Regions from separate parts of the Mus musculus genome. Here regions 1 and 3 are each linked to region 2. Evidence: chromatin loops called from intact Hi-C (ENCODE). Cell type or tissue: left cerebral cortex. All regions are shown on one strand.

What was found. Peaks named below come from ENCODE experiments on the same cell type or tissue, not always from the same donor. Only the 100,000 strongest peaks of a DNase experiment are listed, where the experiment ranks them.
Region 1: it touches region 2 in a loop (2.6-fold over the local background); 2 of 42 quality-filtered maps call a loop at or near these places.
Region 3: a loop joins it to region 2, with 2.1 times the contacts of the local background. A loop is called at or near these places in 11 of 42 quality-filtered maps.

Annotation. Positions count from the first base shown.
Region 1 is chr1:87,977,576-87,985,575 of GRCm38, forward strand. Usp40 (ubiquitin specific peptidase 40) reads right to left here. Exons shown (of 32, transcript NM_001198573.1): 12 at 6,179-6,260; 13 at 4,434-4,605; 14 at 3,396-3,480; 15 at 2,440-2,510; 16 at 736-1,058. Among named protein-coding and RNA genes, the nearest start is that of Usp40, 27 kb to the right of the region's middle. In left cerebral cortex, no CTCF peak of the experiment used is centred here; a DNase peak (open chromatin) is centred at 4,930.
Region 2 is chr1:87,443,678-87,451,677 of GRCm38, forward strand. It overlaps Gigyf2 (GRB10 interacting GYF protein 2), which reads left to right. Exons shown (of 29, transcript NM_146112.4): 27 at 1-149; 28 at 2,635-2,782; 29 at 5,401-7,133. The coding sequence ends at 5,468. Among named protein-coding and RNA genes, the nearest start is that of Snorc, 23 kb to the right of the region's middle. In left cerebral cortex, a CTCF peak has its summit at 3,996 (motif pointing right); DNase peaks (open chromatin) are centred at 4,009 and 5,439.
Region 3 is chr1:87,933,483-87,941,482 of GRCm38, forward strand. Dgkd (diacylglycerol kinase, delta) reads left to right here. Exons shown (of 30, transcript NM_177646.3): 20 at 624-720; 21 at 912-1,019; 22 at 1,856-1,969; 23 at 2,802-2,936; 24 at 3,267-3,418; 25 at 4,672-4,783; 26 at 4,864-4,956; 27 at 5,714-5,833; 28 at 6,695-6,824; 29 at 7,887-8,000. Among named protein-coding and RNA genes, the nearest start is that of Usp40, 71 kb to the right of the region's middle. In left cerebral cortex, a CTCF peak has its summit at 3,216 (motif pointing right); DNase peaks (open chromatin) are centred at 755, 1,258, 1,848, 2,790 and 2 more places; H3K27ac peaks cover 3,019 bases.

The DNA of each region.
Region 1 (8,000 bases), 530 kb after region 2:
ATCTCCCAAGTCCTATTAAATGAAGACTATCTTATATAAAGAGCACATGATCCACTCTCCTATACACAAGACAGAGAAGCACAGCTGAAGAACATGTCTCCATGGAGGACCACACAAGCCCACAGGCTCTGCTTCTCGGCATCTCATACAGGCTGCAGAAACGTATGGACACAGACACAGGAGTAGGAAGGTATAGCACTTCAGAGTTTCAGAGATGGCTACAGGGTTCAGGGTAATTTAATTTCTCTGGGCAATTGTCCCATTGGGAAGGCTGGGTCTCTTCCAAGAATCACAGAGAATACCACAAGGAAAGCCTAAGTTGTCCTATGAATCTCTTTTTCCTTATGAGAATAAGCTTTTAGTTTTATAACTTAATTAGAATAACTTATAACTTAATTAGATAGGATTCTGCCTATAGAGAACTAATTGAGACTGTATCTACAAGTCAAGGACATATTTATAACAGTTTTTTTTCTCTAAGTTATACAACCCAAACATTCCTCTGTACACTTAAGAGCTAAGCCTGACACAACAAGCACTTCTGATGTGGATTAGGAGTTAGGGCCAGCCTCAGCTAAATAGAGGCTGAGGCCAGTCTGGATCACACAAGATCTTAGCCCAAAACTGAACAACAGGAGATGATGAAGCAGGTAAAGGTGCATATACACACACATAAACTATTTTTAAAAGAATAAACAACAATATGTTCCCTTATTTCTCTCTTCAATGAGTTACCTGTTATTATCACTGTCTGAATCTTGAACCAAAATTAAGCTTCCATTTCTGAGACCTTGTTCTCTGAACGTCTTCTTCATGTCTTCTTTGGGAACAGCAGTCCAGCACTCTCCATCTGCAGACTCCACACTGTTCATGAGGATGGCACCTGCTGGGGTGCCCAAGGCTGTGAACACAGCGCCCACTTCTGCATTAGCAGGAAAGACATGTGGTGACTCCACCAACTGCTCACATTTTGAGCCTTCACCACTTAGTTCTAGATGAAGAATGTTTAACAGCAGAGGTTCACAATCAAAACCAGTCTGAATTTGGACTCCACCAACCTGCAACAACATCAATACAACCACTAGTGAAGCATACGTTTACCAAATTAAAGTAAAATAAAAATTATTCTTTCACAGAAAAACCTATTCTTGTAGCACAACCCATATTTTTTTCAAGTGAATAGTTTTTTCACACCGCCTTTTTAAGTATTAAAAGAACAACTTTGAATTTTATTTTGAAAATTTCTCTTATTCACCTTTTCTGACTTTAAAGTATGAGTTGCCAAATGGTGGCAATGTGCCCTTGGAAATCCAGAGGACCAAGGACAGGTCACAGGGCATCTGAGATGCTCATCCCTCCTGAGACAGCATCCACTCCTGTCACTCCTGCTTTAGCAGCCCTGGCTACACTCTTCTATATCCCTGCAGCTGTCACACACACTAAAGCCTAGGGTGCAGCTACTTACATAAGGAGGCCATGGATGACTAGCTTATTCTGCATCAAGCATGGGACATACAGTTTGGTAAAATGGAGGTGCTTCATTACTTTTGAGCATGTGCATTTGTGCATACAGGTGTGCACGAACACACACATGTATATATGTGTGCAGCCAAGATCTTGGTTGTCCCAACTTTTTTTTATTAACCTAGAACTCACCAAGTAGGCTAAGCTGGCTGGCTATTAGCCCCAGTTAATTATGTTATCTCTGCCTCCCCAGTGCTGGGATTACAAGAGCATGCACCATCCTGGCTTTTTACAAAGGTTCAGGGCTTCTAACCCAGATCCTCGCGCACTTTACCTCTGGCACAATCTCCTCTGCCATCCACATATTTCTTTAATCTAGCTAGTAAGTACCACTGACCTCAAAAGTACTGAGCAGTCCAAAGTTTCCTTCCTTCCTTTTCCCTTTCCCCTCTTCTTTTCCTTCCCTTTCTCTCCTTACACCTCCTTTCAATTTCTGAGACAGAGCTTTACTACGTATCTTAGGGCTAGCCTGGAACTCACTATGTGGTCCAAGTTGCCCTTCAACTTGAGTAGTTCTATCTCAGGCGCCTTGGAATACATGTGCACCACCATACCCAGTTCATTTCAGGAATTTTCTGATGGCTAACTGAATGCCAAATAAAATTTCATTACAATGTTTTTTGGGTTTTTTTTTGTAATGAGACATGGTTTCATGCTGCCCAGGTTGGCCTTGAACTTATTATAGCAGAGGATGACCCTGAATTTTGATCTTCTGTCTCTACTTCCCGAGTACTGAGATTGTAAGTGTGTGCTACCATCATACTTAGTTTTATGCAGGGCTGGGAACTGCACTAGGCCCAAGGCTTCATGTATGTTAGGCAAGCAGTCTACCAACTGGGCAACATTCCCAGCCCTGCAACAGAGTTGTAAAACATCCTAAATTACCATCAATATTGCTTCAGCCATTTTTCTTACCTCTACCCCATTCCATACAAAGATGTCTTCCCCATCAGCAACCTCAGCTTCACACAGTGTCAAGTCATCTCCTAGAAAGATGAGATACTCAGTTCATTCCCCATGACCACAAATATAGCTAAGCTATAGAGAGCCATGACTCTTCAATGTTTTTGAAAAGGCACTTATTAAGAAAAATCATAAAAAAGCAGTAATTATTTTATTAGTTATACTATTAAATCTGGACCATTATACAGTTTTGTGAGCACAGCAGCAAGACAGGAAGGTACATAGAGGTCAACAGTCAAGCCCAAATCACCTGAGATTACCCATAGACTCCAAATGGCCCAGATCACCACCAAACTGCTGCCGGTGTCAGCTGTCACAAATAGATGTGTGTTGTAACACTACCATTCTTATACTGGTTTGTTATTTCAGAGAAGTAAATGCCTTTAAACTCTCAAAAGACTTGTCTTTATCTGCTACAAAATCTGAGATTGAGTGGGCAAAGCCACATAAATAAGATTTTAATGGTTTTAAAGCATTTTGCTCAGTCATTTGTGACTCTGTGTGTATATCTATAGCTATATACCTAAAGCATTTTAAAGTTTTGGTAGGATGGTAGTCTTAGTTTAAAAAAAAGTAAAACATGCCATATTGAGAAGAGTTTACATATACATTGGATAGACTGCTGAGATAGAAGGCTGCCAGGTGGCTCAGTGGGAAGACACTTGCTTCACAGTCTGATGACCTGAGTTCCATCCTGGAACCCATATGGTGGAAGCAAAGAATCCACTTGTGTAAGTTGTCCCCCAAGGCTCCTGTGCTTCCATGAGGATACACATGCATTGTGCATGTATATACTGCCCCCCCAAGATAAATGTAATTAAAAAAGAAATAGGTAGGAGGCAGAGGAGGACTGTCAAGCTCCCCAAGATAAACGCAGAATGAGTTGCTGTGTTCTGTATTGATCTTACCATCGAGGGTGTGGTACACATGAAGTCCTGCTGGCACACGCTTCGCAACACTAAGAACCATGTCTCCTTCCCAACATTCCAATAGCTAAAGAACGTGTAGAGTGAGAAAACAATGAGCCATAACATATGAACAGCACACCCTTGGACTCAGTAAGAGTAGCAAATGAACACTCCCATTCCTAAGCAACACCAGCATTTTAGAAATAAACAATTCATTTGATGAATTACTCAAGCCCAAAGATGTTGACTGCATCCATTGTTGACTGAAGAATTTGGGTGCCTAAGCCCAGTAGCCATCTAAACAATCTTACTCAGTTTATGTAAGGATGGACTTTCTTGGAATGCAATCTGGCCCAGGAATTTCTGACCCAGCTTTACTCAGAAAACAACATGGCTCCAGGGACTACAGAAAGGAAAACCCCCTACTCTAACTTAAAAGGTAACATTTTGGGCTGGGGTATAGCTCTGTGGTACAGTATTTTGCCTAGTTTGTATGAGGCCGAGTTTTATCTCCTCTCCCACCCTCACCTCCCACCCCTCCCCGCACCCTCTCATAAGCATTGTCAGTTATGTACTAGATAGATGGAGGTTTGTTAAGCTTTTAAATCTGAGCCTGGCTACTGGCAGAAACCTCACTGAAATAGTATCAGAACATTATTTTTACTCTAGTCTTTTTTATAACATTATAAGATATTTCTCTTAAGAAGACAAGATAATTTGTCTTTACAATACATTTATAAGATTCATTTACTGTGTCAATCTCCTGGTTCTTCAACAGTGGCTTGTGTCTAAGTTGACAGTTTGCAGAGATGCATAATTGAAATACTAGATAGCCAGCATAGCCAGTAATGCATAAGACATAAGAAACAAATCAAGCCTTTTCCATTTGGAATGCCCTCCACAGCTCAGAGCACCAGGCTACTGAGCTTAGCTCTGCCAGAACTGACTCAGAAATGACCTTTACTGCAGAAGTTCAGACATACAGGATTCTAGAGCACCTGCTACTGAAGCATAGATTACACGTTTCTGTTAAATTACCTGAAATATTGACTGACGGAGATCTCCTAAAGTTTTTCTTTTATCAAACGTTAAGTCCCACACGCTTTCTGTCTCAGAGACTGCAGGGTGAAGAGCCCCATTGAAGAAACGGTAGTGAGGACCCAAATGAAGATGCAACTCAAAAGTACTGTTTGCAGAGTCACATTCTGCCCTTTAGAGACATAAACAAAACACACATACACTGTTTTTTTAATACTCTTTATCTCAAACCAAAAACTTTCGAATCTGTTAACTCAATAAATATGAGTTCTTAAAGTTAAAAAACTACAACAAAACCCCAAACAAACAAACAAACAAAACCATTCACCTTATCATGCGTGTAAGTTCTCCACTCTACCTCAGTAACATCTTTTTCTTCTGCCTGCCCAAATGATTTACTTTGGCTTTTCAATACAGCACACATTCAGCGAGACCTGTGCCATGAATTCTAAGAGAAAGTTGTTTCCATGGACACTGCATACATTGACTGTCTCTAGCTATAGAAGAATTCTGGATGTCTGCCCACATATTCAGAGGTGGATTCCAAACACCATCCTGATGTCCACGAGGCTCCTGTGGTCTTTCCAGATTGTTAAGATCTTTCCCAGTGTTTGTTTTCCAGGCTGAAATCCTAAGTGACAGGCTGATCTCCGCTCCTCTCAGTTAACTCAAAGCCTGGTAGCAATCTTGTCCCCTTAGGCAGAACAAGCTTAGGCTGGAACGAGGCAGTCGCTGAGACTAAGTACTTCAGATGAATTCTATGCTCATCGACAGGAACGTTAGATTTTCCATGATTACATTAAGGGCTTTAGTTTTAGCTTTTGCTGTTTTGTTTTTAATTCTTAAGTTGCAACTGCTAGCCTAGGTCACTCATGCAGGCTCTTTTCTGCATTTAGCATGTTTCAATGGTTTAGTTTTCACTGAGAGTTCCATTGATCATGGTGTGTCATACACTGCATCTACTATTTTCACTCCCAGTTTCAAGTCCATGATAAAATTTCTGAACATAGCTTGCTATGTTATCTGACCCTATTCCCAACACTCTGCTGATACTACTGATGAGCAAACACAGCAACAGAATGGTCTCCAGAGCTTAAGGTTAGCCATGTTCTTAAGTTATGCCCTCAGGTTTTTTTAAACCTTTGTTTTTATTTTGGGCATTTTGCCTATATTTATTTATTTATCATGTGTGTGCAGTATCTGCAGAGGCCATAAGAGAACATATAATCCCCTAGAACTATAGAGTTATAGACAGTTGTGAACTGGGATGTGAGTGCTGGGATCTAAACCTGGGTCCCCTGGAAAAGCAGCCAGTATTCTACCCACTGGGCCACCACTCCAGCCCAGCCATTATAGCTCCCTTTCCCCTGACTGACACTAAGCCCCTTTAGAATCAACCCACCTCTAGTCTTCTGTCACTATATGCCAGTTCTTACAACTACTTAAAACTGGGGGGCAGTTATATTGGCTAGTTCTCTGTAAACTCAAGGGAATCATTTGGCTAGGCCAGAGCACAACTCACATAGCATGCTTCCAATTCCTCTAGGCGTCCTAGGCTCTGATCCTTACTTAGCATGGTTACCAGATGTTATCATTCACTCTTACATATGGATAAATGATGTCTTTACTATAACTAGTTAATAGGTATACATATTTTGGTAAACTTTTATATTGAATGCTTATGACCCAAATTGATCAGTATTTTCCAGAAATACTATCTAAGCACCAAATGTAACTCAAACTACCTTCTCATCTGCAGTAGAATGTTGGCTGCATCCATTTCCTTCAGCAAGTGACATGGAACTCTGTATCTTGGATTGGCTCGAGCTGTGAACAAAACTGTCCATTAATTTGTTTTGACCAAACAAAATTGTATTTGCTAAGGAGGCAGGATTAAAAACCTGAACTCAGGTGTGGTAATACACATCTGCAACCCTAGCACTGGGAAGGCCAAGGCAGAGGATCTTGAGTTTGAGGCCAGCCGGGGCTATCCTAGAAGACATTCTCTCAAAGATGAGTGGCTGCAGAGATAGCTCAGAGGTTAAGTGTGCTTGATACTTTTGCAAAGGACTGGAGTTTGGTTCCTAGGACATCAGGCAGCTCACAACTGCCTGTGATTCCAGTTCCAGGGGATCTGAAGCCTCAGACCCCTGCATGCACATAATGGACATAAATGTATGGAGGTACACACTCATGCTGGATCCAGGAGCATTAACATTGACTACCTAAGGGAAAACAAAGTTTTCTCTTGATCTTAGTTTTCCTAGATGAACAATTGAAGAATATATATATATATTTTAAAAGCTGATCTAGAAGAATCTCATTGCTTCAATTTTCTTTAAGCATACCTACTAGTTTTGTGCTGATTATAATTTTAACTGTTAGTTACTGTAAAAATTCAGAAATTAGGTCTGAAGGTGACTCAGCTGCTACTAGCCTTGTGGAAACTTCAAGTGCCAGGGTGGGGAGATATGGGGGGGGGGGGGGGGCATCCGCTCAGAGAAAGGGGGGCAGGGGAAGGTTTGTTGGAGGGCAGGTGACTGGGAGGGGGCAGTGATGGGGATATAAAGTGAGTAAGTAAAAAAAAAAATTAAATTAAATTTTTAAAAAAGGGAGAAAGGAAGAACGCTGCTTTTCATTGACTGCTCTTCCACGGGCCCCAGGTTTGGTTTTCGACACCCACATGGTGGCCAACGACCCACTGTAGCTCAAGTTCTAGGGGATTCAATGCCCTGCTTTGACCTCTCAGGGCACCAGGCACACATATGGCACATAGAGGCAAACATTCATACACTTAAAATAATAAATTGTTTTAAATTTTAGAAATTACATTTACTCATTTAGATTTTTTGAGACAGGGTCTTGCTATAGTCTGGGCTGGCCTGAACCTGACTATGTGTCTTGGGTTGGTCTTGAACTCACTACAATCTTCTTGCCTCAGCCTCCCAAATGCTGGATATATATATATAAATGAGTCACTATGACTAGTTTGAAAGTTATTTTCGAAGTATATTAGGGTACTATCTGTAATCTCACTCCCAAGACATCAATCTTTTTGTAAAAACTGAGATTGTAGTCAGCAAACTAGCAGTGATTTTTCACTTCATATTTCTATAGGCTAAAATTTGTGACTGCATAGTAGTGCACTTAAGTAAAATAATTAGTCTAATGTTTTCTTTCTTTTGAAAAGAATTATTTACTTAATGTATATAGGTTTTGTTTTTGTTTTTTTTTTTTCCTGCATGTATTTCTCTGTACAATCTGTGTATCTGGTGCATTTGGAGGTCTGAAGAGCCTGTTAGATTCCCTGGAGCTGGAGTTACAGACAGTTGGCAGCCATTATATGGATACTGGGAATTGAACCCAAATTCTGTAAAAAACAGCTAGTGATCTTAATCATTGTGCCATTTCTCCAGCCCCTAATCAACCTTTTTTTCTGTTAGCTATTATAGTGGTTTGAATAAAAATAGATTTGAATACTTGGTCACCAGGGAGTAGCATTATGATGCGTTGTGGTCTTGTGTGACACCTTTCTTTGCTTGCTCATAGTTACATTTTCCTATGCAG
Region 2 (8,000 bases):
AGTCTCCTTATGAAGTCCATGACTATACCAGGGCCTATTTAGGAGATACTTCCGAGGCCAAGGAGTTTGCCAAGCAGTTCCTTGAACGCCGTGCCAAACAGAAAGTCAACCAGCAGCGTCAGCAGCAGCAGCAGCAGCAGCAGCAGCAGGTATAAAGTTAACAGTGTGTACAGTACCTGTGAATAGGAATGTCTATAAATGTTGAGAAGACAGAGAAGTTTTAAAAAAATTATTTTTATGCATCTAAAACTTTTCAAAATCTGTGTGTCCTTCACAGTACATGTCTGTGTAAATGTTCCAGATAGCAAAAAAGTACCTGAGTGGGTTTTTTTTTTATTCATATATGTTTTAGTTGGGCTGCAGATCATAACTCATGTATTGCTATATTCAATCCTGACAGCAGTGTCACTGTATATGGGCTATGACAGGTATTTCCTGTACTGTTAAAAGGAGATGTGAAGACACAATTGATCTTTGTTCCTTGTAGCTTTGTTCTAAACCAGTGCTTCTCAGCCTTCCTAATGTTGCAGCCTTTTAATATGGTTGTGGTGACCTCCAGCCATATAGTTATTTTCATTGCTACTTCATAACTATAATTTTGTTGCTGTTTTGAATCATGTTGTAAATATCTGAAATACAGGATATCGGATATACAGCCCCTGTAAAACGGTTGTTTGACATTCCCGCGGCCCCCCCCCCAAAAAAAAAGGGTGTCATGACCCTTCTCTGGTTTAGAACCACTGCTCTATAAAGTCTGAGTGACTAGGAAATTGGAGTACTGGCATTGTCTTTACGAATTACACAGGGTTAAGTTCTTCAAGTCTCATTAACACAGTGTCTAATTGGTGCATAATGTGTCTCAAGATTTCGTTTGAGGCATTGTTGACATTGTTGATTCCTTAATACTGATTCCCCACCCCCACAGTGCGGCTGTCATTCTCACTTGTACAGACTCCACTGCACATCTTCTCCCTTGGATGCAGCACAGTCTTTCTGGGCTCAGAAGTACTCCATAGCATCTAAGCCTTAGACTTGGAAGCCAAAACAGAGATGTGAAAGCATTGTACTAGATGACTGACAGAAAGAGACACATGCTTATAGGGTGTGACTGAAGTAGGAAGGTGGATACTCCCTTGCCCTTTGTCAGCTGAGAACACGTGCCTTGGGGGTTAAATATTGTTTTGCCTCTCTGAGCAAGTATGCTCATAATGGCAATAAAAAATAAACTTTAGTGACTTTACAAATGTGGGATCTTTAAGGGCTGGTAATATATGTTTTCTGAAAGACAAATTGGCAAGGTTCATGATTGGCAAGGCTAAAAATACTCATATCCTTGAACCTCATTATTCTATTAGACATGATAACAGTGTTGTAGATCCAAGATGTGGGAAAATACACTGTAGCACAAGGCATTTTAGATCTGTGTGAAGCAGACTTAGGGCTAAATTAAGAGGCAGTGTCAGGTCTCCAATACCAGAACACAGTAGAACAGATGTCTTGGGACATTGCGGGAGCATGAGGTATGAAGTAGTGCAGAAAACACTGCACCTGTGGGATGCTCTCCTGTGTGCCTATTTAGTCTACAGTGCTTTCTCTGCTCCTTCCGTGGCACTGCCCCTGATCTTTGAACTGGAATCTAAGAACAGCAAGAACAAAGGATTAGTGAGCTGTCTTATAGTTTAACCAGTTAGCCAGTGTGTGGGCAGTATTCAGGTAACAAATACATTCTGGGATTGCCTGTATAAGTAACATGGCTTTGGCCTTTAGTGTATGGCCAACTGGTTCTTTGACTTGTGTACTAGAGAACAACCATTTTTTGCTGTGAGTCAGATGTGTGTATTACCATAGTGTTGATAACTATATGCTGTGAATTGCATTTCTTTTGTTTGTTCCCTTGTTTTTGTTTGTTTGGTTTTTGGGGTTTTTTTTGTTGTTGTTTGGTTGTTTTGTTTTTTCCACAACAGGGTTTCTCTGTGTAACCCTGGCTGTCCTGGAACTTGCTCTGTAGACCAGGCTGGCCTTGAACTCACAGAGATTTACCTGCGTCTGCCTCCTGAGTGCTGGGATTAAAGGTGTGAGCCACTACTGCCCGACTATATTGCATTTCTTAATTGATGACATAGATAACTGTATCCGATGGAAAACTTAGGGCTTCTCTGATAGAGCTGAAGTGAAAGCCTGAAGGTCTAGGAGAGACTTTGTAGAGATAGCAGGCATCAAGTAGAGTGTTGAGAGTGAGGGCTGGTAGCTCAGTGGCCCACACTTACTGCTGGGACTGGGGTAGGGTTTTTTGTTTTGTTTTTTTTTTAGATTTATTTTTAAAATAGTTTAAAATTGTTTTAAATTGTATGTTGTGGGTCAGTGAGTATATACACATGAGTACCCACATGATCAAACATGCGATACCCCTGAAGCTGCAGTTACAGGCAGTTATAAACTGCCTAACAGGGAAGCAGACTCCGGTCCTCTGCAAGAATAGTATGCACCCTTAACCACTGAGCCATCTCCTCAGCCAGAGGATTTTTGTTAACAGACTCAAACTTGACAAGGCAAAGGCAAGCCAGCCATTTTCTTAGAGCAGTCCATATCCACGTGCACTGCATAATTGTAGTTGTGTTGTGTCTTGTTTCATAGGACTCTGTCTGGGGGATGAACCATAGTACACTCCATTCGGTATTTCAGACCAATCAAAGCAACAACCAACAATCAAATTTTGAGGCTGTGCAAAGTGGCAAGAAGAAGAAAAAGCAGAAGATGGTTCGAGCAGATCCCAGTTTATTAGGTAAGACTAGGCCTGGACTCTCAGGTGGGGTGAGAGGAAGGTTTTGGGTGCTGACAGTAACCAGATACATCGCTGCAGTCTTCATGTAAAGATTCATTTTACTATCTGGTTTTAAGAATAGGCAATATTTCCTGGGTGTGTAAGTGTAGGAGATTTGCCCATGTGCTAGTATAGACAAACTAGCAGTATGATTCTGGTCCTTCAAACTTTAAAGCCTTACTTAGAATTTCATGCAAAAATAACGAAAGTGGACAACAACAGTAGAGCTAGTTGAGAAGTTCAGGTGCTTATTTCTGCTGGAAGCAGATGTTCAACTAAGCAGTGCTTGTTACGTCCACTTTCTGTAGGTCCTGGGCAACTGCACTGCCAGGACACCCACTTGTCTTGGCCAGTGAGCTGCAGGCCTTCTCCACTCTTCTGTGGTAGATGCCTCCATATCTAGTACTGAGAGCTGTTGTCCTCATATGCAGCAGCTTCCTAAAAAAAGCAGATGCCTAAATTAGGGCTTTAAATGACTCCAGGGATGGTAGGGAACAGTATTTCATAAGTAATGAATGTAAGTTGCTTTGTATCTTAAATTGGCCCAACAAACCCATAAATAAATAAATAAATAAATAAATAAATAAATAAATAAATAAATAAATAAATAAATAGTGATAAATGAAATCCTTCACTGCTTTTGAACATGAAGTTAATGGAAACTTGGCTGTCATAGTCGATTTTCTTCTTCTCTGGAGTGTTAATATTAAACATGGGTCAGAAACTATAAAATTCAGACAGAGCTGAGCAGATTTCTAACTACTTGCAGCTGAGAAGCCCTTGTGATGTAGCTTACAGGTGTGAGAGGCTGCTCCACGGATGTTTGTCCTTGCAGTGTGGTCTTGGTCTTCTGCCAGAGACCCCAGCAGGGATGTCAGCATCTCTCAGGACATGGGAGGTGGGTCAGTTCTCTCAGGCTTGGAAGGGCAGTCAGCGCAGGAGCAGAGCTTCCCACTGAAGCCAAGTCACTGCCTACTTACCCCTCTTTCTGGAAATGCCTCTGAAAGTTTTTAATTTTCTTTCAGTTTTTCTGCTTATTCATTTTCATATATTACTTTCCAATGGGTGTATTCCCTGCAAATTTATAGGTTGAGAATTTTTTTCCATGCACATACTGGAAAAATAGGTTCCAATTTGATCTAAAGTGACCACAGAGAGCAGACTGCAAAGGAACCAGCAGAGGGCGCCCCAGCCTCACTTCACTTCTAGGCGCCCTTCACTCTTCTCTGGTCATACTGATTGTAAGGGTTCCCAGGGGGCCCGTGTAAACCATTTGGGGGTGATAAAATATATAGCTTCCTCTCAGTCAGACTCCCCTTTGTAGAAACACAAAGACATTGTCATAATCCTAAAAGGAAGCATGAAGGTGAGTGTTGTAGACCTAGTAGAAAGTGGTCTGTGGAGCAGCAGAGTGAGGAAATCCCCTTTTGTGATGCCCTGCCTTTCATGGCACTCACAGGCTGTTGCTTTTTGAAGTTGGAAGGCTAAGTTTATGCCTGACTGAGCTCCTAAATCAGTTAAGTCAGAGCATGTCTGCTAAAAAGCCTCACCTTGTAATCAGCACATTAAAACATCAAATAATCTTTATTTCTCAATAGCTTTCTCTTTTCCTATCTTGATTAATATTAGTTGATTTTTAAATTACATTTCTTCTGTGCTATGCAACTTGTTGTTTCTATCTCACTTAATTTGTTTTTGAACTGAAATCAAACCTGCTTCAGAATAATAAAGGCAATAGCTCATTTCATAGACTGCTGGGCTTTAGGTTTTTAGACTTACCAAGTAAAACCATCACCTGACAGATACAAACACTAAGCCTTCAGTATTTCCAAGGGAAAAACGGGTTCTCAGGTGGGTTGTGGGTGGAGTTTCTGGTTGGGCCTGTGTATGGAGTTTGGTGTACTCACTTCTCCGTGTGTGTGCCTTGTCACACAGCAGCTTTCTCCATAGCTTCTTAGTTAGTAAACAGGCTTCTTTATTTTTTTAAATCTTATTTTTGATCCTGTTAATTAAGCCATCTTATTATGCAAGACTTTATTTGTTATTAGAACATTTCAAATGCGTATTTATTTGAAAATTTAAACATTGAGGTACAAAATGAAGGTGTGAAAAACCCACCCAGTACCAGCAACCGCAGCAGAGTGGAGGGCGTTGACTGTTTGCTTTTGGCGTCCAAATAACAGCTGAAACAGTTGAGGATTCATCCAGGGCTGAGGAACTGGGGAGCTTTCTTGGAGCTGCTCCCTCTCAAGAGGCCCATCACTAAAATTCTAATCAACTTGTGGTTATGGATTTTATTGTAAAAGTCCCTTCATGTGACCAGTAGCGTTAGGTATTCTAATGTCACAGTGCTTGTGATTACTGTCGGTTATGCCTCTCCTAAGCTGATTCCATTCCAGTCTGACTGACCAGAGATCCTTTTCTGCATAGGTATGCTTGCATCTTTCTTCTTGTCTTTCTTCTGTACCCAGTTTAGTGTAAATCTTAAGCATAAGAGACTTAAATTCCAGCCAGCTGCTTGAAATTGAACCACTTGGCAGTCAGAACAGTCGCTCATAAACTTATTTTGTCTCTTGTAGGGTTTTCAGTCAACGCCTCGTCAGAGCGACTGAACATGGGTGAGATTGAGACTCTGGATGACTACTGAGTTCCTGCCGCTGTGCCAGCCTTCCCACTCCCGCCTAGTGACCATGGTTTCTCCTCATTGGACACAACATACGTTCACCATTTTCTCTGTCACTCTGCAACAAATCACAGAACCAATCATCTCAGGCTTTTTTTTTTCCTAGCCCTTTGTGTCCAAGATTACTTTAGATCACTGTTGGTGAGCATCTCAGACTGTACCTAGTGGACCAGCCCTTGTCTCAGGGTGGCAGTTGGGGCTGCTCCCCAGCAGAGCTAATGTTGCCAGCACACATTCACTGTGCGTTGATTTCATCTACTGTCTCCTGGAAGTGTGTTGGAATCTGCCAATAGCAGATCACTTTCTCTTATCACTTTTCTTGTTCTGTTTTGTTCTTTCTCCCCACCCCTCTATTCCACCCCATACCGGCAAAGGGCCTTAACTGGTGCAGTCATGAAGAGAGTTAATGGTTAATAGACATTGGCCAGCAACAAATCACCCCCTGGACAGTAACTTCTCTATTGCCACAGGCAGGCATAACTCTGTCTGTAGGTTGCATGACCATTGTTAACGTGGGGATTGCATCAGAGGCCTGAGAGGGGTGTAGATTGGCTTGTTTGATGTTGCACACCCTCGCTGTTCTTTCTGAAGAAAGGATGCGTGTGTTCTTCATTAGATAGTAACTTTCTAAGCAAGCTGTGTTCTCCCTAACATATTCCAACGTTACTACTGGACAAAAGAAACCCTATGGCCTGGGACAGGGACTTAATTTTCCTTTCATATAAAAACTGATCTCCCCTCCTCCCATAAATATTTTTACTTCAAGGACTAGGACCAGTTTGTTTTGGGCCCTTATGTGAAAATTTGTCTCGTTTAAGAGGCATCTTTACCATATGTATGAATTTGTGTAATTTCAACTCGGATAGGGATAAACTTTTGCTTCTGATAAAAGCTGGGAATTTCATCTGTTCCTCAGAGCACCGTGTGCATGTTTTGCCATGGCCCTGAAAAGGTCTTGTGAAAAGATTCTGGGATGGCAAGTTGTTTGCCTTTTCTGAAAAGAGAACATACAAAGCCTGACCATCTTTAAGACCTTCATCCGTGGAAACCACTATGCAGGAGGATGCAATGGGGTATGGGGATGGCAGGCACAGGAGTGGGAGGCCTGCTCCATAGCAAGGCCAAGTGTACTCAAGCTCTGTACAGACAGACTCTGACTGCTTCTGCTCCTCGCCTAGTGAACATCACCTGGGATAGTCGAACACCTCGGCGGCAGCTGTGGGTCAGCTGGGCCTGTGCAAGAGGTGCTGTGGTGGGCAGCTCGGCATCTGTGCCTGGACAAGGCTGGAGTTGCTCTCAGAGCAGTTTGGTATTGGAAGATTATATTTGGTTTCTATTTTTATTATTTTGCATCACCATTCTCCCTATCCTTTCTTGCCTCTCTCCCTCCTAAATGTGTACAATAACTATACAGAGACTGCTACAAACTTGTAAATAGTTTTTGGATCAAATAGCATAAGGAGATAGGAACCATTAAAATGTGAGACTCCTCTCCTTTGCTTTGTAAATTCAAAAGGGGGGGTGGGGAAGAGGGATAGTTAAAATGTTTACAAAACTTTAAGCTCCCTCGGAACTTTTGCCAGTGTGGAGGAAAATAAAAAAAAATTAAATAAAATGTGTTGTGGTCTCTCTGAGTGTCTTGTACTCGCCTCTCTTGAGGCTGAGCTTGGCATGAAACTCTCCCTCTTGATGGCATGGAGCAGCCGTGGCACCACAGGCTTTGGAGATGAGAAGCAGTTTGGGCCACTCTGGGAGGAGCGGTGACTAGGCCTGTGTTTGGGAAGGTGGAGTCCGGCTGAAGGTTGGGAAGCCTTCCTGCACGGCTACGGCCAGTGTGCTGAGCTGGAGACTGGAGACTGCCTTTGAACCACAGATCCTCAGAATGTCCTTCCCTGAACTTGCCCAGCTCTTCTCTCAAACTCTCTCTGTTCCAGCAAGATAAAAATAAATGTAAAAACAAGCTGGGGTAGAGTGGACATATTAGGAGAACAGAGCCATCTTAGTCATGGAGTGTGCCCTTTGTTTAACCAAGAGCCTTTTTCTTTTTTCCCCACTTACTTCCCAGTTAGTGAACTTTTTTTTTCTGGGAACATTTCTCATCTCTTGATTACGCATTTTCATACTCCTTTTCAGTTGTTTCCTTCATTATTTCCTGCAGGGGTTCTTTTGTGGAGGGGCTGTCAAGGAGTTGCTGGGGATAGTACTCTGGGCATGGCACATGCTAAGCTTACATTCTGCTACTGGGTATTCTAGAGGATTGGGTCAGAACCCTTGCACATAACAAAATCTTAACTGTCTAATTCAAAGAGGTGTACTTTTTTGCATATAATCTACATCTTCCAGTATACTTTAAAATCACCTGTAGATTATTTGAAATGCCCCAGTTTGTGTAAATGTTATGTAAGAAAATAATGACTTGAAAACTATGTTCAGTACTGCTGTGATTTCCCCAGGATATTTTGCATCCTAGGTTTAACTTGGCATTGTAGAACCTTT
Region 3 (8,000 bases), 490 kb after region 2:
GCGCTAGCCTGGGGCGAAGGGAAAAGGGCAGGAGGAGAGCTCTGGATGGTTCCTGAGGGGAGAGTGTCCTAGGCTTGGTCAGGGCAGGTTGGCTGTGTGTCTGAAAATGTAGAGAGGCTTCCTGCATTAGATTAGGCATGGCTCTTTAGAGGAAGACCTGCTCCATTGTTCCCCACAGCAGGTCCCAGTGAGAAGAGGCAGTCCATGGTTTTAAAGCATTTATTGTTATGGTGGAGAGTTGTGACCAGTGAAACTTTCTCAGGGTGGGCCTAAGGTTAAATACCTTTTGCAGGGAGGAGTATCTGGGAAGGAGAGCTTGATTGGCTAAGCCCCTCAGGCCTTTAGGTACCTCATTTAAATGGAGCTCTGTCTTGAGGCTATGTGATCTATGGGTCAGGTTGATGGTCACATAATTATGGAGAGCTAAGGCCTCATATCAGGACCCTGGTGTCTAGAAGTGTGGCAGACAAGCGACTTCTGTCCCTTGCTGGGTATCTGGGGTTTAAATCTAGCTCAATTAGAAACCAGGCTGCCTTTTGAGGTCGCACAAGTCCCCAGGCTTCATAACAGTAACTCAGGTTATTGTAAGAGAGCCCTGTCCAAGGTGGCACTTCTGTTTCTAGGAGTAGGACTAAGAACATGATGTGGTATGGTGTCCTTGGCACCAAAGAGCTGCTGCACAGAACCTACAGGAACCTGGAACAAAAGGTCCTGCTGGAGGTGAGTGGTAGCCTCCTGGCCTGGTGGGTGACCTCCCAACCTTGGTTAGAGATGAGTTCTACTGAGCCTTGCCTGATCGTCCCTGAGGAGCCTTGCCTTGCCACAGGCCCAGCATATTAAATTGGTGCTAGGAAGAACTGGCACATACTGAGTACTGCTCTTTTCTCTCCATCTGCCTTTCTGCGGCGCAGTGTGATGGCCGCCCTATTCCCCTCCCGAGTCTTCAAGGAATTGCTGTCCTCAACATTCCCAGCTATGCTGGAGGGACCAACTTCTGGGGGGGCACCAAGGAAGATGATGTACGTATGGGGTTTGAGGTGGGTGGGCTGGGCTTAGCAAGGTCAGTGAGGCATGACTAGATGGGATATCTCCTTGGTCCTAACAGTGGGCATGGTGGAGGACCAGATAGACAGGTTCCCTCACCAATCGGCCTGGTGTCTAGAAGGCAGGTCTAGCACAAGATCAAGTGAGAAGCAGCTGAGACTTGAAGGAGAACTTAAATTGTCCGAATTGGCAGGCACTAGATGGAGAGTATCCTGTTTTGGCAGAAGAAAGGAGATGTGGAAGCTCAGAAGCAAGAAGGGGCAAAGTATATAGAGAACAGTTCCCCAAGTGCAGTGTGGAATATGTGCATGGAGGAGGGAGATGCCTGTAGGGCCTGCATTGTATGAGGCAGTAGAAGCCAAAGGCAGGAGTCTGGAGTTTATGTCAAGAACATAGGAAGATATTGACGGGCTTTAACCAAGGTTTGCATGTAATTAAAAAGCCAGCTTGGCACTTACTGCAGACTTATTTGTAGGCCACTGTTCTAAGTACCTGGAACCTGTTTGCACGTTCATTTTATATACCTCCCCCTCCTAAGGAGCAAGCAGTGTCATCTCCCTCTGAAGGACGGAGGACATGACTAACTTGCCTGAGGGCTCATGTCTAATAAATAGCACGTTTGAGGGCTAGTCTCAGGCATTGGGCTTCTGGGTAACAGATACCCAACCCTGCACTTCATTTACCACCATCACTGTACCATGTGTGGGTGTGGGCTTGTCTGTCTCACCAGAACCCCCAGAACAGGAAGCAGAGCAAGAGGGAGACGCGTTTGGGGAAGTGAGGCAGACAGCTTTCATGCTGGCCCTTTCAGACTTTTGCAGCTCCATCATTCGATGATAAGATTCTGGAGGTGGTTGCTGTGTTCGGCAGCATGCAGATGGCTGTGTCTCGTGTAATTAAGCTACAGCATCATCGGATTGCCCAGGTACTGGCCATGCTGTTCGATAGGTCTAGCCCACCCCCTTCTAGGACTCATCCCTGTTTGGAGAGGCAGGGTTTGGCCTAGGATGCTTGGATTTGCTCACAGTAGAGACCCAAGAGAGATGCCTAACTAGGACCTTAGAGGCAGCCCCACTCTGCCTCCCTCTCCCACTGAGTGCTCTGAGTCTTGCTGAGGTAGAAAAGGCCCAGATGAGCCTGGTCTGCTGCAAGAAGCAGTGCACCTTGGACATGGATCTGTCTGTGGCGATGACTAAGCCCACCGGGGCTTGACAGACAGCTCTGAGGTTAGCTAGAGAGGGCAGTTAGGTCAGGGCTCTTGGCTTTAATTCTGACAGCACTGAAGAGCTGGTACAGGTCCACCCACTTTGGGGGTGCAGGGAAGGAGTAACTGTACATACAGTGCAGTGCTGATAAGATCTGTTGGGTCTTCCTGCATTCTCTTGGTCCCCAACACTCAGCTGTTTAAAGTTTACCTTTTTGTTTTTGTGCACATTTTTGTAAAGAGTTGCAGAAGCTTTATCATCTGATGTTAGATTTTGCTCTGCCCAGGGATGTTTACATCTGGCAAGGACCATGACTCTTTGACCCCTTTAGCCTGATATCCGTATCTGTACCCAAGATCTTCTGGTTATACCTATCCCAGATGTGTGGGGAGGGAACAGTAGGGGCAGAGGGGGCAACAGAGCAGAGGCTAGAAAAGGAGGCCAAGTAAATGGCTGTGGGTAAGGAGTGGGAGTGCAGACACTCAGAGCAGCAAGGCCTGTGGGTGCTTTAAATCTCCTGGCACGGGAATAACAGTCTGGCATCTGTTTAAGTGTCGCACAGTGAAGATCTCCATCCTGGGGGATGAAGGCGTGCCTGTGCAGGTGGATGGGGAAGCCTGGATCCAGCCACCTGGGTACATTCGGATCGTGCACAAGAACAGGGCGCAGACATTGACCAGAGACAGGGTAAGAGCAATTGCCATCGAGGCCTGGTGGGGTCTGGGTTACCAGTGGCTTACTCATGGGCTCACCTGTACATTCATAAAAGAGGCAAAAGGGTTTCATCTTTGTTCTTGGATTTCTCTTCACCATACAGAGATTAGCTGACATAGTGGTGTGCCCTGTAGTCTCAATAATCTAGAGGCAGGAGACCAGTTAAGGTTATATAGTGAGACATGTTCTAAAAGGCACAAAGTTAAACTAACATACATAGCTTTTACCTTGCTGTGGGCAGATGGTGTGCTCGCCCTCTAGAGGGCACAGGAAGAAGTCTGACTCTGTGTTCTAATGTCTCAGGCCTTTGAAAACACCCTGAAGTCTTGGGAAGACAAACAGAAGTGTGAGCTGTCCCGCCCACCCTCCTTTTCCCTGCACCCTGAGATCCTGTCTGAGGAGGAAGCTACCCAGATGGATCAGTTTGGGCAGGCAGCAGGGGGCCTCATTCACAGGTAGGCTCTGCCATGTTCTTTGAGACCTTGCAGGCTTTGTGGCCTGGTCCTGTTTGCTGGCTCTGCTTTACAGTGGGGCCTGGAGCCTGACTTCTCTGGCTTAGTTTGCTTCCTTCGTCTTCTTGGTTATTACTCAGGTTTGCACAGTGAAGACACAGATGCACAGGGATTTTTCTGAGCCACTAAAGCTTTAAATCCCATGCTGGGTGTCTGAGAAAGGCCACAGCCACTCTGGAGAGCAGTGTGCACCCTGCTCTAGTAAATCATCAGGCTTTTTCTTGCTGTACCTGTGGTCTATAAGTGGTTTGTAGAGCTGTTGCTCTTGTGGCCTTGCCACTGTAGGCGCCTTCCTGCTCACTTGGGCTCTCCAGACCTTCTGGTTCTTTCAATAGCTTAGCCTCTCAGTGCTGCCCTTGGCTTTTTCTTTGGTTTTGGCCATGGGTTCTCTGTGTGTTCGTCCTGGACGTATTTGCCTTGTTCTGGTGAGTAGAGGCTTCAGGCTGCTTAGCTGGCCAGTTTCTCTTTGGTCCTTTCGGGCATCTCTGGCACCTCTTCCTCCATGGTGTTATCTCTAGACAAGCAGCTGATACTGATGCAACCCCATTCTGCTCCTTTCCATGGCAGCCATGTTTATCTAACTCTTTGTTGTAGGGACTGTGGCCCTGCCACTTTGTAATCCCTGGTAGCCCAGGAAGCCTGGCTGCTGGGAAGGTGTGCTTACTAGGTCACTGAAAGCCACAAGTAGCTTCCCACAGTATGTGCAAGTTGCTCCCTAGCTTTTCTCCCAGCATGCCCTGTTCTATCCCACCTCACCCAGCTTCTCTGAGATACCCCTGGTCAGCTCTTGGTCTTACTCAGGCTGATGTGGCTCAGAGCTCAGCAGCACACCAGGTTTCTCGGTCAAAGGTGGGTCTAACTTGAAGTTCCAGAATGTCTTAGCATGATGCAGCATCTGTGTCCCCAACTTTCTTGACTCTCAGCCTGCATGCAAAGCTGTTTGGTTGCTTTCCATTTTATGAAAGGTTTCATCTTACACATTTTTCTCCCTGGAAAAGCTAGGATTTGGTATTAGATCTTCCATAAAAGTCCACTATTTGTTGCTATTGGGGTGTGATATGCCTATGGCTGTGACTGAGAGGTCATCATTGGCAAAGCTACTATCTCCACTGGTGTGTCAGACTACCCCCTTTGCATGTGTCCCCTGGGTGTGTTCATAGCAGTGTGTAAGGCTGACATGTGCCTCTTTCCTGCAGCATTCGGGAGATAGCACAGTCCCACAGAGCCATGGAACAGGAGCTCGCACATGCTGTCAATGCCAGCTCCAAAGCCATGGAGCGAGTATACGGCAAGCCCAGAACTGCAGAGGTACTTGGTCTTTTTGGGTCTGGCTCCTCCTCACCTTTACAGCCCTTGGCTTTTCATATGGATACATTTGTTCTTCTCAGGGGTTGAACTGTAGCTTTGTTCTGGAGATGGTGAATAACATCAGAGCACTGCGCAGTGAGACAGAGCTGCTGCTGGCTGGGAAGATGGCCCTGGTGAGTTGATAACCGATAGGAGGGTTCTGGCTATATCTGAGGTGTAGGTCCAGGGTGCTAGACTTATAGGGGTAGCAGTTTTCAGTCCGGGGTCCTGAGCCTGAAGAAAGGGGCCTCAAAACCATGTAGTGTGGCCATTATGTTGTGGCCAAATTTCTTTGACAACATCTCAGCCAGCCAGGGTGTTGTCAGATGTTAAAGATGCCTTTAACAGTATCTGTGTGGCTAGGTGCCAGTCGTAACATTGGGTGTGATGCTCTATCATCTGTCTCCACTCATCATGTGAAACTGGTTCACTGGGTGGGAGTAGGGGTGTTGCTGGGCTCTAGGAGCTTGCTCAGATGGCTGGCTACTAGCTTGCATATGACATGGAAGGGCATTGCTGGAGACCCTAGACTAGTACTGTCCCACTCTCCACTCCAAAGAGGTGCTGTCCTGAATGCCCAGATGTTGCACTAGCTGCCTCTAATGCTTGTGCAGGAGGAGCATGGCCTGCCCACTTGGTGACAGAACCCAGGGGCACTGCAGCTGGCCAGGTACTAGGTTTGCTGCATGTGGTTTCCCTAAACTAGAACAGAGGTCCACCCATCCTCACCTGTTCAAGGAAGGACATTCTGGGCTCAGGCCTTCGCTTCAGTTCTGCTAAGTTTTTATAGCCACCAAGGATCTTGGTCTAATAAGCCTTACCCACCTGCTTGGCTGGTTCAGGTTTGCTGTGCTAAACAGCTCCATTTCTCTCTCCCTTCTTCTGGAGCAGCAATTGGATCCCCCTCAGAAGGAACGGCTCGGGGCTGCCCTAATTGAGATGGACCAGCAGCTCAGGAAGCTGACAGACACTCCCTGGCTTTGCCAGCCCTTGGAGCCTGGTGAGGAAGAGGTATGTGTGTCCTATACATAGTTACAGAGTTTAGTGGTTCATGCCATTAGTCCCTGTGTGCAATATAGTCCTTGAGGCTTTGGAATTGAGGTAGCTGGTCTGCCTTCTGGAAACTTCTCTACTAAAATGGCCTTTGAGGCACAGAGAAATTTAGAAATGGAGGAAGGAATTGAGAGTTGGGAATGAAAAGTGATCCATGATCCTCACTCTGAAACAGCAGGACTGGGGTGGAGAGCAGGTGGCAAGAGCTCCTTGGAGATCAGTGACAGGAACTCAGTTGCTGTGTCCAGTTCCCATTCAGTGTGATCTACAGGGTCTTAAGAGAGTCTTAGACGGGGACCCAGGGCATACTGTTCCTGGATAGGATCCCCCTACAGCAGGAGACAGAAGAGGAAAGCATCTGGCAAGGATAAACCTAGGCTGCCTCTGGGCTTCTGGTGTCTTAGAGATGGAACAGAAAGGGCCAAGAGAAAAAGTTACCTTGGCCTTCCATAACACAGGAGACAGTGTCCTCTTTAACATAGTTATAGGAGATAAATGATATGAAACAACCTCTGCCCAGTTTAGTCTGTTGGAACCTTTGGCAGCAATATGTAAAAGTTAAGGATAAGGATGTTGGGGTTGGAGAGATGGCTTAGTGTTTAAGAGCACATACTGCCCTTCCAGAGGACCTGAGTTTGGTTGTCATCACTCAGAGGACTCACAACTACTTGTATAATGCCACTTCCCTGGGCACCCATACAAATGTATAAGAACAAATAAGAGTATAAAAAATTTAATTAACAAAGTATCTCTTCCTACTCCCAACCCCCAAATATAGATTAGACCTTGGCAATGAGTTTCTGACTCTGTGTTTCTTAGTCTCTCCAACAGAATGTGATGCTGGATCTTACTAAACGCAGCCGTAGTGGTAAATTCCGCCTTGTGACCAAGTTTAAAAAGGAGAAAAACAATAAGAACAAAGAAGTTCACAGTAACCTAGGAGGCCCTGGTATCTGCCCCCTCCTGTGTGTCTCTCTGGCTGTCAAGGCCCAGCTCTCCTGGTCTCTGCTTTTCTCCTCAGCATTGAGGCTTTCCCCCTTGGTCTTGTGCTATAATCCCTAGTCACATGGCTATACTAGTCTGTCTTATAAGACCACACCTTGCTTGTTTTCTCTCTGTCTGAGTACTGACTGATGTCCTGCTTTGCTTGAATGCATCTTCCATGGAGACTGTGGGGTGATGGGCAACTGAGCCAACCTGCCTACACTGAGTTTGGGGCTGAAAGTGGAGAGGACAATAGGAATGACAAGACAAACTCGGAGACACAAAACTCTAGACTCAAGACTGTGCTGGAGTCCTCTGTGCCTGTTTCCTCTGGCAGGCTGCTGATTCCCATTTAATTGACTCACTGATCAAGGTTCTTAAGCTTGGCCCTCTGGGCCACCAGTGATTGTGGGTGAAGAATCAATGGGAAATGGTGCTAAAGAACATTTCCCCCTCCCCTTTGGATCAGTAAATTGGGTCTTTAAATGTATCTCAGTGGTTGGCCTTGGGTACTGTATCTGGCACCTTTAGGGGCCAGGGCTGGAATTGGTGTGGCATCTGCTACCATTCAGGGCAGCTTCTGTTTGAGTTTTTCTTTGCATGTTTGTCTAAAATTGGGTTTATGTGAATGATGGTGGATCTGACTTTGCATGGCCTAAGTCTCTGCACATCTCCTGTAGTGCTCCAGCTGTGAGCTCCTCTGGAAGCTAGAGGAAATGCTGGCTTTAGTCACAAAGATGTTCCCTCTGTGTTTGGTGCTGTTTAATTCCTCTGGGACACAGAAGTAGCCAAAAGGCTAGTGACCCGCCTGGCAGGAGTAATCAGCACATCTGCAGTGCATGTCCCTCAGGAGGGTAGCTCTTTTGTCTCCTTTACACTGCTGGAGCACAGTGCCTGTGGCTGGGTGATGGTGCTGGCTGCTGGAGGCATCTTGGGTGGCACTGCTGGGTGTCTTGGTGTTGGCTGCTGCCTACTTGGCGCTGGGCTATGGGCATTCACTGCACTCGTGCTTTTCCGTCTCTGACAGTTCACCTCTGGGGGACAGAGGAGGTTGCTGCCTGGCTGGAGCACCTCAGTCTCTGTGAGTATAAGGACATCTTCACGCGGCACGACATCCGGGGCTCTGAGCTCCTGCACCTGG